Regions from separate parts of the Homo sapiens genome. Here region 2 is linked to region 1. A link is a contact called in ENCODE Hi-C data. All regions are on one chromosome and are shown on one strand. The core of a region is the stretch at or near the end of the contact, and the rest is flanking DNA. Distances in the headings are between cores, read along the strand shown.

Region 1 (2,847 bases), core at 256-2,755:
AGAGGGAGGGGATTCTGGGCCCTGGAAGGAGAGTCATATAGAGGAGGCTGCCCTGTTGAATGGACGGAGGTGACAATTTCCAAGGTTTCCTGAGGCAAAAAGACCAAGATAAGGCTGGGGCTGGGGGGAGTTCTGTGCAGCAGGAGCCAGGTGGTAAAGACAGAGTGGAAGAGAAAGCCAGTATGGATTTTATTCTAAATGGCCTTTGCATAAGAGCCACCATAGAACAGTTTTATTTATTGATTTTATTTTTATTAATCCTCCTCCAAACACAGAACACATAATTTTACTGTTTTTTTTTGTTGGTGGTGGTGGTGGTAGGTTTGTTTGTTTGTTTGTTTGTTTGTTTGTTTTTAGAGACAGGGTCTTACTGTGTCACTCAGGCTTCAGTGCGGTTGGCAGGATCATAGCTCACTGTTACCTCTAACTCCTGAACTCAAGCGATCCTCTAGGATTGGCCACTGCACTCAGCCTAGAGTTTTAATTGGGATAAGTCAGTAGTCTGATTTGTGTTTTTGGAAGATAACTTTGGATCCAGGCTGGAGAAATGTATCGGACACGGGGACAAAGTCAGAAGTAGAAAAAGCCCTTAGGAAGAGGAGGTGGTATTCTTGAGGAAGGGGGTAGTGGAGAGGGACAAAGTGGGAGAGTTTAGGTGCTCAGATAAAAGGCAAAGCGCTGGGAAGAGTGCGGTGAAACTCTGGATAGCTTGGGCTACTCCACTTCTCTGAGCCTCAGTTTCCTCTTCCAAACAGAAATAATATCCACTTCATGAGGTTATGTTTGACAAGTGTAGTAGCTGAGAGTATTGTTTTTAGTCAGGTCTGGATTGGATCTCAGGTCTGGCAGGTAACAGCTGTGTGACCTTATGAGAGTCAGTTAATGATAGATTGTAGCCTTTATGGAGCACTTGTTATGTTTCAACCAACAGAACTCTCCCCAGACTAGGATACTTATTCTAGCTTCCAGGAGGGTGAGGGGGACGGGGGGTTGTGGTGAGGAAGTATTGTGGAGACAGCAAGCCTTTTGTCCAAAGTCCTACTAGTAAATGTGGAGCCAGGATTTCTCTGTCACGTTCCCCTAACTTTTCTGCGCCTAAAACTGGGATAACAATAATACACTTCCTTGTGTGGTTGGGCGTATACAGAAAGGGGTCTGGCACATAGCAGGTGTTTATTAAATTATTATTAAAATTATTATTATTACATTCTTTGTGTTTTCCTCAGGTTTTGCATAGAGTGAGCATCACTTGGACAAATCCTTTGGATTAAAAAAAGATCTACTAAGTGAGGGGGAAGAAACTGCGGCTGCCAGAGTCTCAGTGGGGGCTTGGGGGGCGTGACCAGAGGGGCGTGGTCTACGGGGGCAGGGCCACAACTGGAGGGCCAGGCTGTGGGGGCGGGGCCAGCACACGAGGACTGAGGGTGGGGGCGGGGCCCGGGCTGGCAACGCATGCCCAGTGCGGTCCCCTTCGCTGCCGCCGCGGCCGCCGCGGCCACCGCCCACTCGGGGCTGGCCAGCGGCGGGCGGCCGGGGCGCAGAGAACGGCCTGGCTGGGCGAGCGCACGGCCATGGCCCCGTGGCTGCAGCTCTGCTCCGTCTTCTTTACGGTCAACGCCTGCCTCAACGGCTCGCAGCTGGCTGTGGCCGCTGGCGGGTCCGGCCGCGCGCGGGGCGCCGACACCTGTGGCTGGAGGGTAAGGCGAGGGCGGCGGGTTTCTTGCCGTCGCCAACTCGCGGGGGACGCAGCGCGCACAGGTGCTCGCGGGGAGGCGAGCCCGCGCCAACCTGTCTGCTCTTCGCGGGGTCCGCGGCCGGCCTGGGTCTCACTCCTCCCGCGCATCCTCCTGGTTTCCCTCCCCGGACGCGTGTCCTCCGGCCCTGGCCGAGATGAAAGCGGCTGCCCGACCCCGGCTTTGTGTTGCTAATGAGGTGCGGCCGCCGGCCGGGGTCCCATTCAGAGGGCGGGCGTGAGGGGCGGCGGGGCTGGGCCGGGCGCCCCACCCTTTGTTCTTGGCCCGGGACCTCCTTCGTCCCAGGGCTGCGTGTCCCGGGCTGGGATCCCCCGAGCCACCCGGACCGGGTTGCGCTTTGGAGAGGGAAGGGGGTATTCTCCCGGACTTTCAGTCCACAACCCTGCTAAGGCCCGGGCGGCCGGAGAGGGGACTTGGAGCACCGGGGAGGGATGCGCCCCGCTCTTCTAGTAGCTTTGTTCCTCCTCGCCTGGGGCCGTCACCCCACTCCTACCCCTCCTCTGACTCCGGGACCTCCTGAGAAACTTCGCCTCCCGGTTCAGCCCTTCGTCTTGTGAAGGTCTCGCGGCTGATATCCTCCTTCCCTGCTTCGAGTTGCGGATATTTTTCCGCCAAAGGGCCGCGTGGGTGTCATCTGGGTGAGGTGCCTGAGACGAGACTGGAGAGGTGCCCAGACTTTCGCCGTGTGCATTGAGCCGTCTTCGTGGAACCGAGCGCTCCTTTGACACTGTCTGGGCGATGGGCGCGGGTGATTGCCATTCCCCTCTCAGCTTCCCTGCTCCCTACCTGGGCTTCTGGCCTTGGGCGGCCCCAGAACCTGGAGATGATGTCCGTCTGCCCCGAGTCTCCCACCGAGGCCCGGGTGGGCCCGGCGTCAGGGCACTCACGGCCTTAAGCTTGTGGAGAAAACGTAGGCTTTGCACTCAGGCAGCAGGGACATGACCTTGGCTCTGCTCCTGGGGAGCCATGAGCCTCAATTTCTTCATATGAAAAATGGGATGAAATGAGAATTTCCTTAGTATTGCTGGGCTGAGGGATAGGTATGGAGTGGTTTGCTTAGGCGAACGTTGACTCAGCCTCTTCTGGGTGGCTC
Region 2 (2,847 bases), core at 180-2,679, 460 kb after region 1:
TAAAAAAGAAGAAGAATATTAGTCCAGCCGTGGTGGTTTATGCCTATAATCCCAGCACTTTGGGAGGCCAGGAGGATCACTTGAGCACAGGAGGTCGAGGCTGCAGTGGGCCATGATTGCACCACCATACTCCAGTGGTGCAATCATAGCTGGAAACAAAGGAAGAGAAGAGAAGAGAGGAAGAGAAGATCAGGCTTTGTTATGGCAGGCAGGTAAGCTAATTATAGATTATTTTGATACCTTCTTTTTTTTTTTTTTTTTTTTTTGAGGCAGAGTCTCACTCTGTCAGCCAGGCTGGAGTGCAGTGGCACGATCTTGGCTCACTGCAACTTCTGTCTCCCGGGCTCAAGCAATTCTCCTGCCTCAGCCTCCCGAATAACTGGGATTACTGGCATGTGCCACTACACCCAGCTAATTTTTGTATTTTTAGTAGAGACAGGGTTTCACCATGTTGGTCAGGCTGGTCTTGAACTCCTAACCTCAGGTAATCCGCCTGCCTCGGCCTCCCAAAGTGCTGGGATTACAGGCGTGAGCCACCACACCCAGCCCAGTTTGATACTTTTAAGGCCTATTTTAATTTTTGCTATGGCAGATATAGATTAGCCTTTACTCCAGGATTATTCCGTCTAAGCATGATCCCCCTGAATATTTGTCACATGGCTCAGTTAATTATTGAAGACTTTCCATTGGTTATTCAGGACCTTGGCTAATTGAAGTTCTCACTTCTCCCCACTCAGTTTGAACACTGAGTGTAATTCAGTTTACAATTCCAAGTCTTTATTTTCTCAGCCTCATGAAGGTTTTACTCCACACATGCATAGTCAAGGGGACTTCCTATGCGGTCTTCTGAAACTCTTTTTCTACAAAGCTTCCAATTCTCTAGAATTTTGCCTGGCAACTTTCAGTTACCTTCTGCTCCCCAAATCTCGGAGAGATTGCTCAGCTTCACTTGCATTCCCCTCCCCGCATCCACAACCTGGAAATTGCCTTCAGACAAAATTCCGGTGTGGTTTTAGGGTTTACCTTTTTGTTTCCTTTCTTTTAGGGATTACAATCCACACTGCCTATTGTCTGATTTCTGAATATAGTTGTTTAGAGTATTTTGGCCAGTTTTCTAGTTGTTTATGGGGGGATCAGTATAATTGGAAGCAGGAGTCTCAAAGTCATTTTTTAAATTTCTGTTTTAAAATGTAACAGCTCTGTGTACATACAATGGAATATTATTCGGCCTTAAAAAGAAATCCTGACATATGATAAAACATAGATGAACCTTGAGGATGTTATGCTAAGTGAAACAAGCCAATCACAAAAAGACAAATACTATATGATTCCATTTCTATGAGGTACTTAGAGTAGTCAAATTTATAAAGACAGGAAGTAGAGTGATGGTTAGCAAGTACTGCGGGGAGAGGGAAATGGCGAGCTGTTCTTTAATTGGTATAGAGTTTCAGTTTTGCAATATGAAAAGGGGATAGGAGATTATTTGTACAACAGTGTGAATATGCTTAACACTATTGGACTGTATGCTTTTTTCTCCCATATATATTCTGCTTATGTAGACTGTACACTTAAAATGGTTGAGGCCAGGTGCAGTGCCTCACGCCTGTAATTCCAGCACTTTGGGAGGCCAAGGTGGACATATCACCTGAGCTCAGGAGTTTGAGACCAGCCTGGCCAACATGGTGAACATGCCTCTGTAAAAAATACAAAAATTAGCCAGCCAGAGAATCACTTGAACCCGGGAGGCAGAGGTTGCAGTGAGCCTAGACTGCACCACTGCACTCCAGCCTAGGAGCCTGGGCGACAGAGTGAGACTCCATCTGAAAAAAAAAAAAAAAAAAAAAAAAAAAAGGTTGAGATGGTAAATTTTCTGTTATATGTATTTTACAATTTTTTTAAAAAACAGCTAACAGTGACTGGGCGCGGTGGCTCACAGCTGTAATCCCAGCACTTTGGGAGGCCGAGGTGGGCGGATCACGAGGTCAGGAGATCGAGAACATCCTGGCTAACACGATGAAACCCCATCTCTACTAAAAATACAAAAAATTAGCCAGGTGTGGTGGCGGGTGCCTGTAGTCCCAGCTACTCGGGAGGCTGAGGCAGGAGAATGGCATGAACCGAGAAGGCGGAGCTTGCAGTGAGCCGAGATCACACCACTGCACTCCAGCCTAGGCGACAGAGCGAGACTCCATCTCAAAAAAAAACAAAAACAAAAAAACAAAACAACAACAACAACAACAAAAACCACACCTAACAGTGTTCCAGTCATTTTACATTACGCTTAATCTGTGCAACAACCTCTTAAGATGTAGGTGCAATCATTATTATTTTGTTTTGAGACACTGTCTTGCCCTATTATACAGTGTGTGGTACAGTGACGTGATCATAGCTCACTCTAGCCTTGAACTCCTGGGCTCAAGCAATCCTCCTGCCTCAGCCTCCCGAGTAGCTAGAACTACAGGCATGCACCTCCATGCCCAGCTAGTTTTTAATTTTTTTGTAGAGGTGGGGTCTTGCTTTGTTGCCCAGGTTGGTCTTCAACTCCTGACCTCAAAGGATTCTCCCCCTTTGGCCTCCCAAAGCGCCAAGATTGCAGGTGTGAGCCACTGCAGGTGGCTGGCCTAGGTGCCATTTTTTTTCTCAACATGGAGTCTTGCTCTGTTGCCCAGGCTGGAGTACAGTGCGGCGATCTCTGCTCACTGCAACCTCCACCTCACTGGTTCCAGCAATTCTCCTGCCTCAGCCTCCCGAGTAGCTGGGACTACAGGTGCCTGCCACCCCGCCCAGCTAATTTTTTTTATTTTTTAGTAGAGATGGGGGTTCACCATATTGGCCAGGCTGGTCTCG

Evidence for each region. A loop is a pair of places that touch in the nucleus more often than their neighbours do. Pooled maps may share reads with other maps.
Region 2: a loop to region 1 is called in a map of PC-9, with 7 times the contacts of the local background. The contact joins the enhancer-like site here to the promoter of IL17RD in region 1. A Hi-C loop is called at or near these places in 1 of 168 maps with a recorded cell type or tissue (PC-9), 1 of 37 single-sample maps with no recorded cell type and 12 of 50 pooled maps.

Annotation. Positions count from the first base shown.
Region 1 is chr3:57,164,011-57,166,857 of GRCh38, reverse strand. It overlaps IL17RD (interleukin 17 receptor D), which reads left to right and starts at 1,505. Exons shown (of 13, transcript NM_017563.5): 1 at 1,505-1,697. The coding sequence starts at 1,572. RefSeq lists silencers at 1,317-1,366, 1,387-1,726.
Region 2 is chr3:56,703,458-56,706,304 of GRCh38, reverse strand. No RefSeq gene overlaps it. Among named protein-coding and RNA genes, the nearest start is that of TASOR, 22 kb to the right of the region's middle. Within about 2 kb of position 1,429, at least 2 of the 41 ENCODE cell types and tissues checked have a DNase peak (open chromatin) inside an H3K27ac peak, as active enhancers do.